Linked DNA regions of Homo sapiens: regions 1, 3 and 4 are each linked to region 2. Evidence: chromatin contacts called from ENCODE Hi-C or POLR2A ChIA-PET data. All regions are on one chromosome and are shown on one strand. Each heading gives the region's core, a stretch centred on a gene start or an enhancer-like site at or near the end of the contact. The rest is flanking DNA. Distances are from core to core; before and after follow the strand shown.

Region 1 (2,882 bases), core at 377-2,876, 180 kb before region 2:
CTGTAATCCCAGCCACCCGGAAGGCTGAGGCAGGAGAATCGCTTGAACCCAGGAGGCTGCAGTGAGCCAAGATCGCACCACTGCACACCAGCCTGGGCAACAGAGCAAGACTCCATCTCAAAAAAAAAAAAAAAAGTGCCTACTGAAAAATTGTTAACATGATTCTGTTTACATTTCTGTTGACAGCATCTTCTATCCACTTTCCTACATAATCATCCTTCACTTGGGTGAAGACAGTCTGTGTGATCACCTGAGTCTTCTCTTCTCTAGTTATATCAAAAGGCTTGCGCCTTTTAAATCTGTTGATAAACTGAAACCTCCTTGCTTCCTGGTTTTCTTACATGAATTGAGATCATCCCAGGACCTCACTGTCTTGAACAAGCTCAGTTCTCTCCACTCTTCCTCACAGATGATTTCTCATAGGACCAAATTTTGTCATCCTTGTTGTCCACATCTCAATATTCTCCAGGTTATGGCTATCTCTATCCCTCTTGCCCTCCAAAATGAGACCACAGGCGGGGCACAGTGGCTCATGCTTGTAATCCCAACACTTTGGGAAGCCAAGGCAGGCAGATTCCTTGAGCCCAGAAGTTGGACACCAGCCTGGGCAATGAAGTGAAACCCCTTCTCTACCAAAAAAAAAAAAGAAAGAAAGAAAAGAAAATAAATTTTTAAAAAAGGGGAGACAATCCTCCAGAGAACCGTTGCAGATGTCCCAGAAAGGTGATGCTCCCAAGTGCACAGGGACAGAAAGTAGAATGGTGGTTGCCAGGAGCTGGGTAGAGGGGAATGAGGGAGTTGTTTCACGGGTACAGAGTTTCAGTTTAGGATGATGGAAGAGTTCTAGAGATGGATGATGGTGGTGAGTGCACAACCACGTGACTATTTAGTGCCACTAAACTGTACACTTAAAAATTGATTAAAATAAGCTTTATGTTGTGTACATATTACCACAAATACAATAAAAGAAATGAAGTTCTCATACGTGCTGCAGCAGGGATGAACCTTGAAAAGATTATGCTAAGTGGCCGGGCATGGTGGCTCACACGCCTGTAATTACAGCACTTTGGGAGGCTGTGGCAGGAGGATCGTTTGAGCTAAGGAGCTGGAGACCAGCGTGGGCAACATGGCGAAACCTGGTCTCTACCAAAAATACAAAAATTAGCTAGGCAGTGGTGGCAGCGCACCTGTAGTCCCAGCTATTTGGGAGGCTGAGGTGGGAGGATCACTTGAAACCCGGAGGTGGAGGTTGCAGTGAGCTGAGCGCCACTGTGCCCCAGCCTGGGCGACAGAACGAGACCGTGTCTCAAAGAAAAAAAAATAAAAAATAAAAAACCTTGTACTAAGCAAAATAAGCCGACACAGAAGGACGAATATTATATGATTCCACTTATACGAAATACCTAGAATAGGTAAATTCATTAGACAATTAGCCAAAGTGTATCAGAGGAGGTTGGGGGGATGCTGAGGGGAGGGGAAAAGAAAAAAGAAAATCAAGGGGTGGGAAGCAAATGGCTGCGGGGTAGAAGGGGAGTGGGCTGCCGCTTGGGTGTGTGGGCGTCAGGGGGAGACGGGACAGGCGATTTAGGCCCTGCGCGCAGGCGCCCCTGCGCTCCCGCCGTACGCAGCTGTCTTTGTCTGGGGCGGCGGCAGCGTGGCAGGAGCGAGGGGCGCCCCGACCCGTCCCCTCTGCCCTCCACTACCCCTGCCGGCTCCAGCCCGTCCGTGTCTCACCGTCTTTATTTAACAAAGAACGGAGAGACTATAAATGACCCTGAGCAGAGTGGCTGCGAGCAGGGCCCCTGGGGCGTCCCACGGGCGTCATCCTAGCCGCGTGAGCGCCGAGCTTGGGCACCGGGGGGGTTGGCGTGCTTGTACACTTGCTCCGTTTTCTCTGTAAGTACTAAGGATTCCCCTGCCGCCCTCTTCCTCATTTTCCACCATCCCAATTTACACAAGCATTAGTATTTTTTTTTTTTTTTTTGAGACGGCGTCTCGCTCTGTCACCCAGGCTGGAGTGCAGTGGCGCGATCTCGGCTCACTGCAAGCTCCGCCTCCCGGGTTCACGCCATTCTCCTGCCTTAGCCTCCCGTGTAGCTGGGACTACAGGCGCCCGTCACTACGCCCGGCTAACTTTTTGTATTTTTAGTAGAGACGGGGTTTCACCGTGGTCTCGATCTCCTGACCTCGTGATCCGTCCGCCTCGGCCTCCCAAAGTGCTGGGATTACAGGCGTCAGCCACGCGCCCGGCCACAAGCATTAGTATTTACTTCCGTAATTTCCCCATGCCCATGTAACATCACACACACACACACACACACACACACACACGTTTGCTTTTGTTTTCCAAGATGGCATCTAGTAGGCGCTTCTCTTTGTTTTGCTTTTCTAGTACACCGTGGAACCCCAAATCCCAGCTGGGATTCACTCTTTTCTAATGGCTGAACATTCATCCGGGGCATGAAGGCAGCTCAGTTCATTTCATCATTCCTTTGTTTCCTCTGTTTTGCCACCAGAAACTGCCGCGATGAATGTCAGTCCCCAGAGCCGGAACCGTTCCCGGTTTTCTCTACTTGGATCTGAGAACTCTGTCCCTCCAGCCCTGCGAGCGCTTTGCCAGGGTGACGGGCGGAAATGTCCCCGCATCCGTGCCTGCTTTCCCAGATGGGACCCTCCAGCAGTCCCCTCCACTGCCCGTGCTTCCTCCTAACCACTTCCCCCCAGCGACCGCGGAAGGCGCTTCCTCCCCCGCAGCGCGAGCCCCAAGCTCCTCCAGAGCCCCAGCTCTCCCCGCCCCCTTCCCGACCTTGTTTCATATGACCCCTCCCCCGCACATACTCAATTTCGTCTTCCCAAGGCGCCCACTCTCCACATCCTGATGA
Region 2 (2,890 bases), core at 145-2,644:
GACCACAGGCACAGGCCACTACCTCGGCTAATTTTTTTTTTTTTTTGAGAGACGGGGTCTCCCTCTGTCTCTCTGGCTTACTCCTAAAAAATCTGTAACATCCGATTCAAAGCTAGTTCCATAGAACCACTATTCTCATTTACTTGCAATCCAACGAACTTTCTCCAGTTGAGGAGAAAGGGTGGCATTCCTTCCTGTTTCTGGCAGGGGAATCAGACCCAGGTCAGCACTGCCACTGCCTCTGGCCTCTGCGGATATCCCCAAAGGAGCCCCAGTTCTTCTAGACAGGAGGGATTATTTCCAGCCCTGGGGCACCACCCTCCTAGTCCTTGGCAAGTTTGTTTCCATAACCAAACAAACAAACAAAAAAACCAAAAACCCCTCACATTCACCTTCCCTCTCCACACCCTTGACCCCAATAACCTCACTCCTGCTTAGTCAACCTCACTTCCGTCTGCTTGCAAAAGCATTTTTTATTTTACACTGTGATTCCGCATGGCAGTATCCTCTTGTTCTCTACAAAGGTGGATCGGAAGTAACTTCCAAAATTACAAATACTAAAATAGGAAAGATGTTGAGTAAAAGCCAAGGCCAGAGAAGAGACTAAGGGGAAACTGGGTCACAAACATGCACATTACAGGTTCTCACAAAATTACTAAAGGTGAAGTGTGAATTTGGCTCTGAGTTTCCTGACAGCCAAAGGGAGAAGAGAAAGATGATCTGTTGCATGATTCACTGTTTCCCTGAGGTAAACACACCTGTTTTTCAGGGGAAAGCAATGGGATTGCTGCAATGAGTTCCAAAAGAATACTTTTCCCTAACATTATAAAGTGTGGTGACAAGAAAGCAGGGCCAGGTTCCATCCTGATTATCTCTTTACTCTTCCACTGATACCTCTTCTGGGCCACACACTGTTCCATGCCCTGTGCTAGTCTGCATTGACTGGTAGCTTCTTTGACCAAAGTTATTAACTGCAAAGTAGCCAAGAATCATCACAACCTCTGCAGTTGCTCAGAGGTCATACTTGAAGTGTGGAGTTGTCCCCGTCTGGGTAGAGCTCTACCTACGGTTGTTCTGAATTTGCAGTGCAAAGGTACGTGTGAATGCGGGAACTGAAGTCATTTGGCCTCTTCTGATGAGATACTTGCAACATATGGGCATTTTAGCAAGGGCTTCCCTCTGTCTCTCTCTCTGAGCCACCTCTGTATGATCTGGTCTCTCTATGAGAGGAACTGCCCTGTAGGGCTGGCGGGGTCTTAGGGTCGTTTTGACCTTCCGAACAGCACATAGGTGAGATACTACCTGGAAAATAGCCACCCCTCCACTGTCAATGCCCACATTCTGTCCCTGAGTCACCCTCTGCTCCCCCTTTCGGTTTAACCACTTCCTGCCTACTGTTTGTTGTCTAAACAGCACAGTCAGAATGACATATTTGAACACTTCCCCACCCTCTAATGTAATTTTCCCTTCCAAGCTTATTTCTTCTCTGAGTGTTGGAATTTTGTATTCTGAAAATCCAAGTCACATGCCAGACAGTGTTCGAACGTTCTCTCCTTGGCTGGGAAAATGATTATAATTGCTCATATGTACTGAATGCTTTCTGCATGTCAGGCATGGGGAAAAGCTGTTTGCATACTTTACCTTACTTAATCCCCCTAGCAGCCCTGGGAAGTACATGCTGTTATTATCCTCACTCTACAGACCGGGTCAGCAGAGTCCCAGATACTTGCCTGGGGTCACCGAGGGTGTTAAGGGTGGAGTTGGCATCGACCCTTAGCTCCATTTGACCAGAGTCTGTGCACGTGACCATCACCCAGGACCACCTTCCGGGGTACCTAGGGGACATGGGCACTCCCCCTGAGTTTCTATTTCCACTTGGCCAGCCTATTGGTCTCTGTTGGTCATTACTGGCTCGAATGCTTCACAGCAATGGTTTTTTCCGCCTTCTGGGGGATGACAGTATCAGCGTGGCAAGGCGAGTGTGTTGGATGTTCTGCTTGTAACTAAACAGATACTGGTTCTCCCACGCCCACTGGTCCCTGTGCATGGCTGGGGGCTATCTCCAGGTGTCACCCAGCCCGGCTGTCTGGCTGGCCAATGGTGTTGGTTGGCCAGTGCCTTTCTCTCTTTCCCCTATCCCTAAGGCCCTCCCAGGTGCCTTCTCCTCCAGGATGGCTGCTTTCTTTGAAGGCAGACGTATTTCTGACACAGAGCTCCCTGCGTTGACTGTCTTCCTCACCTCTGCCCCCAGGCAAGGCCAAGAGCATCCTAGAAAAGCCCCTGCCCTTTTCTCCAGGGCCTGAGTGGGCCTCTCTAGCTCCAATACCCCCAGTCCACCCGCTCAGACCTGGCCTCAGGTGCATGCCCTTGGCCTCCGTCCTGGCTCTTCCTGTGGTCATCCCTTTGGATAAGATGGTTCGCCTGTCCCATTACATCCCTAGCCTGCCTTCACCAGACACGCTGCCTTCACCCACAGCCGGGGAGGCTCCCGGAAGCTTCAGCCAGTTAGAGCCTGCCCTGCCGTCTGCCTGAAAGTGGGTTAGTCACTCTGTCCCAACACAAAGCTTCCCTTTCCTCTGGGCAACATGTTCAACCCAGCCAGCAGCCAGCAGCCACATCTACCTCATCTAGTCTCCACAAGGACACTCGCAGAGGCAATGACTCCAGAATTCTGCATGGAACAGAGTGGGCAGGGAGCTGCCTCGCCACCCAGTTTGGGCTGAGCCCTGAACAATACTTCCTGCAGAGACCCTGCCTGTGGGACCCTTGGCCACTGGAAGCTGAATGTCCTTTACTTTTATATATATTTTAAAATAATTCCAACTTTTATTTTAGATTCAGGGGGTGCATGTGCAGATTACGAGGGTTTGTTTTTCTAGTTTTAGTTTTT
Region 3 (2,753 bases), core at 196-2,695, 220 kb before region 2:
TGGTGGCAGGCTCCTGTAGTCCCAGCTACTCGGGAGGCTGAGTCAGGAGAATGGTGTGAACCCGGGAGGCGGAGCTTGCAGTGAGCCGAGATCGCACCACTGCACTCCAGCCTGGGCGACAGAGCAAGACGCTGTCTCAAAAAATATATATGTATGTATGTTTTTCAAGTAGATCCTGAAAATCTGAGATGGAGTTTTTTTTCCTACAGTAATAGAATTATGTAGAAAATTCAGGCCGCGCACGGTGGCTCACACCTGTAATCTCAGCACTTTGGGAGGCTAAGGCAGGTGGATCACCTGAGGTCAGGAGTTTGAGACCAGCCTGGCCAACATGGTGAAACCCCGTCACAACTAAAAATACAAAAATTATCCAGGCATGGTGGCAGGCACCTGTAATCCCAGCTACTTGGGAGGCTGAGGCAGGAGAATCGCTTGAACCCGGGAGGCGGAGGTTGCAGTGAGCTGAGGTTGCGCCATTGCACTCCAGCCTGGGGGACAAGATCGAGACTTCGTCTCCAAAAAAGTAGAAAATTCAGCATAATGTGATTTGATACATTAAGAGTAGCTTAATTGCAAGGCATTCTTCTGTTCAGGAAAAAAAAATAAGTTGTTTGATAGCTACAGAATTTACATGTGAGCCAGGCATGGTGGCTATAATACCAGCGATTTAGGAGGCTGAGATGAAGGATTGCTTGAGGCCAGGAGTTCAAGACCAGCCTAGGCAACACAGCGAGGCCCCTACTATTTTTTTTTTGTTTGAGACAGAGTCTCACTCTGTTGTCTAGGCTGGAATGCAGGGCACAATCTTGGCTCACTGCAGCCTCTGCCTCCCAGGTTCAAGCAATTCTCCCACCTCAGCCTCCCGAGTAGCTGGGATTACAAGCGCACCATCCTGCCCAGCTAATTTGTATTTTTAGTAGAGACAGGCTTTCACCATGTTGACCAGGCTGGTCCCAAGCTCCTGACCTCAGGTGATCCACCCTCCTTGGCTTCCCAAAGTGCTGGGATTACAGGCGTGAGCCAGTGCGCCAGGCCAGCAAAGGCCCCTACTCTTAAAAAAATAAAAAGAAAGAAAGAAAGAAAGCAAAAGAGGCTGGCGAGGTGGCTCATGCCTGTAATCCCAGCACTTTGGGAGGCCAAGGTGGGCAGATCACCTGAGGTCAGGGGTTTGAGACCAGCTTCGCCAACATGGTGAAAACCCGTCTCTACTAGAATACAAAAATTAGCCGGGCGTGGTGGCTTGCTCCTGTAATCCCAGCTACTCGGGAGGCTGAGGCAGGAGAATCACTTGAACCTGGGAGGCGGAGGTTGCAGTGAACTGAGATCGTGCCACTGCATTCTAGCCTGGGTGACAGAGCTAGACTCCATCTCCAAAAAAAAAGAAAAAAAGAAAAAGTGAGGCCTGGTGGTGTGTGCCTATAGTCCCAACCACTAAGAAAGCTGAAGCAAGAGGATCACTTGAGCCTGGGAGTTGGAGGCTACAGTGAGCCATGATTGTGCCACTGTACTCCAGCAGGGGCAACCAAGTGAGACCTTGACTCTTTTTTTTTTTTTTTTTTTGACACGGACTTTCACTCTTGTGGCCCAGTCTGGAGTGCAATCATGTGATCTTGGCTCACCTCAACCTCCACCTCCCAGGTTCAAGCGATTCTCCTGCCTCAGCCTTCTGAGTAGCTGGGATTACAGGCGTCTGCCACCACGCCTGGCTAATTTTGTATTTTTAGTAGAGATGAGGTTTCTCCATGTTGGTCAGGCTGGTCTCAAACTCCCGACCTCAGGTGATCCGCCTACCTCAGCCTCCCAAAGTTCTGGGATTACAGGCGTGAGCCACCACTCCTAGCGACCTTGCCTCTTAAAAAAAGTAAATACATGTGAACCCTAGAAAAGGGCTGTGTTGGCATTAAAAACACTTGAGGAACTCCTTTAAATGCACATGGCACAGAGGCAGTTTTTAGCCTGGAATGGATGACATTTAGGGAGACACTGAAGCAACTCAGGGTGCAGGCATGTGGGAGAATAGAGCTAACCATCATGGAGCTTCTCACTGTCAGGCATTACTTACCTCCGTCACCTCATTTGACCTCCCAGCCATGCCCTGGCATTAACTGCATTTTGCCCGTGAGAAAACAGGCTCTGAGAAGTTTGTAATTTGCTCTGGGTCACCACAGCATCCAGTTCCAGTTCTGCTTGGCTCAGTCCCAAGGACAGTATGAAGCATACAGGATGTGAGGTGAGCTGCAGGTGCTATGAACAAAGGAATTTAAGAGAAGAATGCTGCTAGCAGAGCAGTAGGGGAAGGAATGAAACTGATTTTAGAGCAGGTCTGTGCCAGCAGCAGTCATGTACCCATGAAGATGTTAGAGGCTCAATTGGTATATAGTTTGGCTGGGGTGGAAATTTAAGATTTTAGAGAAAAAAGGAAAGCCATGAATGATGTAAGGGAGAAAAGGCAGATTTGTTGACAGGATTTTCTTGAAAAACAGGGAAGTTGTAATTCATTTGAATATACTTAACAAGAAAGAAGGAATAATAAAAGATTTGTCGTCATCCAGGTATTGGTCTGTTTTGAAAGTTTTCTCTCTCACCTTTTTTTGGTATTGTCTTGGTGTCCAGATGCCCTTGGAAATCACCCGTAGCTTTATCCAGAACCGAGATGGGACTTATGAGCTATTTAAATGCCCTAAAGTGGAAGTAGAAAGCATAGCAGAAACCTACGGTCGTATAGAAAAACAACCAGTGCTGCGACCCTTGGA
Region 4 (2,700 bases), core at 68-2,567, 240 kb before region 2:
TTATTTTTAGTTTACATAATAAATGGAAAGAAAACTAAAAAGTCTTCTGGAAAAATTGTGTCCCTCTCCCTCTCTTTCCAGTTTAAGAACTAATACTACAAACATTAGTCCTGGAATGTTCCATTTCTCTTTTTTTATTTTATTTATTTATTTTTTAGACGGAGTCGCTCTGTCGCCAGGCTGGAGTGCAGTGGCGCGATCTCAGCTCACTGCAACCTCAGCCTCCCAGGTTCAAGCGATTCTCCTGCCTTAGTGCCCCGAGTAGCTGGGACTACCCGCACGCGCTACCACGCCCAGCTAACTTTTTTTTTTTGTATTAGTAGAGAGACAGGGTTTCACCATGTTGGCCAGGATGGTCTCGATCTCTTGACCTTGTGATCCGCCCGCCTCGGCCTCCCAAAGTGCTGGGATTACAGCCGTGAGCCACGACGCCCGGCCGGAACGTTCCACTTCTCTTATAAATAGTTGACTAAGGTTTCCCAATAGTAAATTAACCTGCTACCACTAGTAAGTAGCCAGACTAGGGTCAGGAGAGCAGAAAACCTCATTCCAGGGTTTTCCAACACAGTGGCCTCACCATGAACACATTGCACTCGGGAGCTATCTTCAATCATGAACGATGAGCATTTAGATTTATTCCGTGATTCCAAGGACCAGAACTAAGATATACAGGAAGCTCTTTTTTATCTCATTTTAAGAGAAAACGTTCAAGTGTAGTTCAAAGTGTACTTAAGGGAGAAAAAGTTAACTTGTCATAAACATACATGTGATAGAGGTGAATACTCAGGTGGGCAAGAACCTCCAAACAAACTCCAAATTCGCAGCTGACATCTGCTAATAATGTAGAAAATCTCGGGCGATTTTTTTTTTAATTTTCATTTTTTGTAAGGACAGGGTCTCGCTATGTCGCTCAGGCTGGTCTCGAACTCCTAGCCTCAAGAGATCCTCCGCCTCAGCCTCCCAAAGTGCTGGGATTACAAGCGTGAGCCACCACGTCCAGCAACTCAAGTCATTTTTGCATCAATTACCAGCAAAAGTCTATTCAGAAATAGGACTCTCTCAGGCCAGAAGGGAGTCAAGACGAGCCTTGGAGGTGAGCGCCCAGTAAGATAGGCCAGAAGCACTCCAACTCCAAGGCAGAGCCTGAGCTTTACAGCCGCTAGGTCGGCGTATGTTCTACCACCGCATTCCCCCAGTGTCTCAGCGGTCTCTGAAGGAGAGAACTAAAACTCCCATAAGACAACGCGAGCTCAGGTGGGCGGCCACTTGCCGCGCGTGGGCGGCTCTGACCAATAACGATTGTCGTTACAGCGAACAGTTTGGCCCCGTTTGTAAAAGGCCGCGGCAGGCGAAGAGAGAAGAGGTGAGGGCGGTCGTCAGCTAAGGGCCCCGGGGCTCGCGGGGGGTGCGCAGGGCAGGTAAGGGGGTAGTGCTGAGCAAGGACCGGGGCGGCGGTGGGGCAGGGGTGTAGAGCTCGGGTTCCCAGCGGAAAGCATGTCCAAGGAGCGGCTGCCGGCGAGGTGATGCTTCTGCCTGGGCCTACTTGGGACCGGAAGTGAGCGCTCGCGCGGGGAGGATGCCGGGAAGCAGGTCCCAGGGGATATGTGTGTGTCGCTGCAGACCCATCCCGGAAGCCGGCCGGGAGGTGAGCGTCCCGGAGTCGGGCGGCCGCTCCGTTGACTGCAGGGCCCCGGCGGTCTTCCTCCGCTGTTCCGAGGCCGTTGAGGGCTGATGTGCTCCATCCTCCCACTTGTGGTTTGGCAAGCCATCCAGCCGACTACAAACCCACGTTTGTGAGTTACCTGCTGGCTGTGACGCTTCCGTCAAATCTGAGTAACAGTTTCCTCATCTCTAAGATGGGTAACATAGTATCTACCTCACAGGATCGTGTGGGCAGTACATGCATAGAAAGGATTTAACACGCAGTGTACTCAGCTAGTTTTATTATTTATCCGTAATGATCATTTGTTCTTTTCCCCTAACTGTGCCTCACAAGCATGAAACAGAATCCACCAAACATTTAGGTCTGGGTAGTGGTTGGATGGAAACCCATCGCGGGTTAACGCTTCCAACACCAGTCCCTTGACACTCTCCCGCCGAGGAGGCTGATTTGTAAACTTGCTGAGAAGAGAATACCCAGCAGATCTTTCAGGTTTCAAATCCACGTTCTTTACAAGTTGTGTTAATTGTTTGTATATGCTTTCGATATAGAGTCTCTAGGAAGTAATACTAGTACATGTTTTAAAATTCAAATACTGCCAAACAGTGAGATGTAAGTCTCCCTCCTAACTTCTGTTTCCCAAATCCCATGTCGTTTCTTCTGATGCAATAGACATTGTATGTGTGTGTGTCTAGATAGATACATATGTGTATCTCTCGTCTTTTTTTTTTTCTTTTAAAAGAGTAAAACCAAGAATAGCATATTACAAAGTGCTGCACTTTTTTCACTCCACAGTGTATCTTTTTTTTTTTTTAAGAGACAGGGTCTCACTATGTTGCCCAGGCTGGTCTTGAACTCCTGAGCTCAGTGATCCTCCCGCCTCAGCCTCCCAAAGTGCTGGGATTACAGGCGTGAGCCACCACGTCCAGCTACTCAGGCCATTTTTTTTTTTTTTTTTTTGAGACGGAGTCTCGCTGTCGCCCAGGCTGGAGTGCAGTGGCACGATCTCGGCTCACTGCAGGCTCCACCCCCCAGGGTTC

The links. A loop is a pair of places that touch in the nucleus more often than their neighbours do. ChIA-PET counts read pairs that join two places held with the same protein, here RNA polymerase II (POLR2A). Pooled maps may share reads with other maps.
Region 1: a loop to region 2 is called in a pooled map, with 4 times the contacts of the local background. The contact joins the promoter of LINC01816 here to the enhancer-like site in region 2. A Hi-C loop is called at or near these places in 5 of 50 pooled maps. POLR2A ChIA-PET finds 5 or more read pairs at or near these places in 13 of 52 experiments (CD4-positive, alpha-beta memory T cell, Caco-2, HepG2 and 9 more).
Region 3: a pooled map shows a loop between it and region 2 (2.1-fold over the local background). The contact joins two enhancer-like sites. A Hi-C loop is called at or near these places in 1 of 50 pooled maps. POLR2A ChIA-PET finds 5 or more read pairs at or near these places in 5 of 52 experiments (A673, Caco-2, T-cell and 2 more).
Region 4: a pooled map shows a loop between it and region 2 (8-fold over the local background). The contact joins the promoter of C2orf42 here to the enhancer-like site in region 2. A Hi-C loop is called at or near these places in 7 of 50 pooled maps. POLR2A ChIA-PET finds 5 or more read pairs at or near these places in 10 of 52 experiments (A549, CD4-positive, alpha-beta memory T cell, HEK293T and 6 more).

What each region holds. Positions count from the first base shown.
Region 1 is chr2:70,124,060-70,126,941 of GRCh38, reverse strand. It overlaps LINC01816 (long intergenic non-protein coding RNA 1816), which reads left to right and starts at 1,626. Exons shown (of 2, transcript NR_024444.1): 1 at 1,626-1,896; 2 at 2,517-2,882. RefSeq lists a silencer at 1,711-2,005 and an enhancer at 2,332-2,882.
Region 2 is chr2:69,945,240-69,948,129 of GRCh38, reverse strand. It overlaps a transcript of ASPRV1 not described here. Among named protein-coding and RNA genes, the nearest start is that of ASPRV1, 15 kb to the left of the region's middle. RefSeq lists an enhancer at 448-1,647. Within about 2 kb of position 1,394, at least 12 of the 41 ENCODE cell types and tissues checked have a DNase peak (open chromatin) inside an H3K27ac peak, as active enhancers do; they include PC-9 and Panc1, where a contact is called at or near this core.
Region 3 is chr2:70,160,648-70,163,400 of GRCh38, reverse strand. It overlaps C2orf42 (chromosome 2 open reading frame 42), which reads left to right. Exons shown (of 10, transcript NM_017880.3): 9 at 2,614-2,753. Among named protein-coding and RNA genes, the nearest start is that of C2orf42, 29 kb to the left of the region's middle. RefSeq lists an enhancer at 2,312-2,361. Within about 2 kb of position 1,445, at least 2 of the 41 ENCODE cell types and tissues checked have a DNase peak (open chromatin) inside an H3K27ac peak, as active enhancers do.
Region 4 is chr2:70,189,636-70,192,335 of GRCh38, reverse strand. C2orf42 (chromosome 2 open reading frame 42) reads left to right here and starts at 1,317. Exons shown (of 10, transcript NM_017880.3): 1 at 1,317-1,363. RefSeq lists enhancers at 909-998, 1,019-1,078, 870-1,455, 1,669-1,718, 1,809-1,918.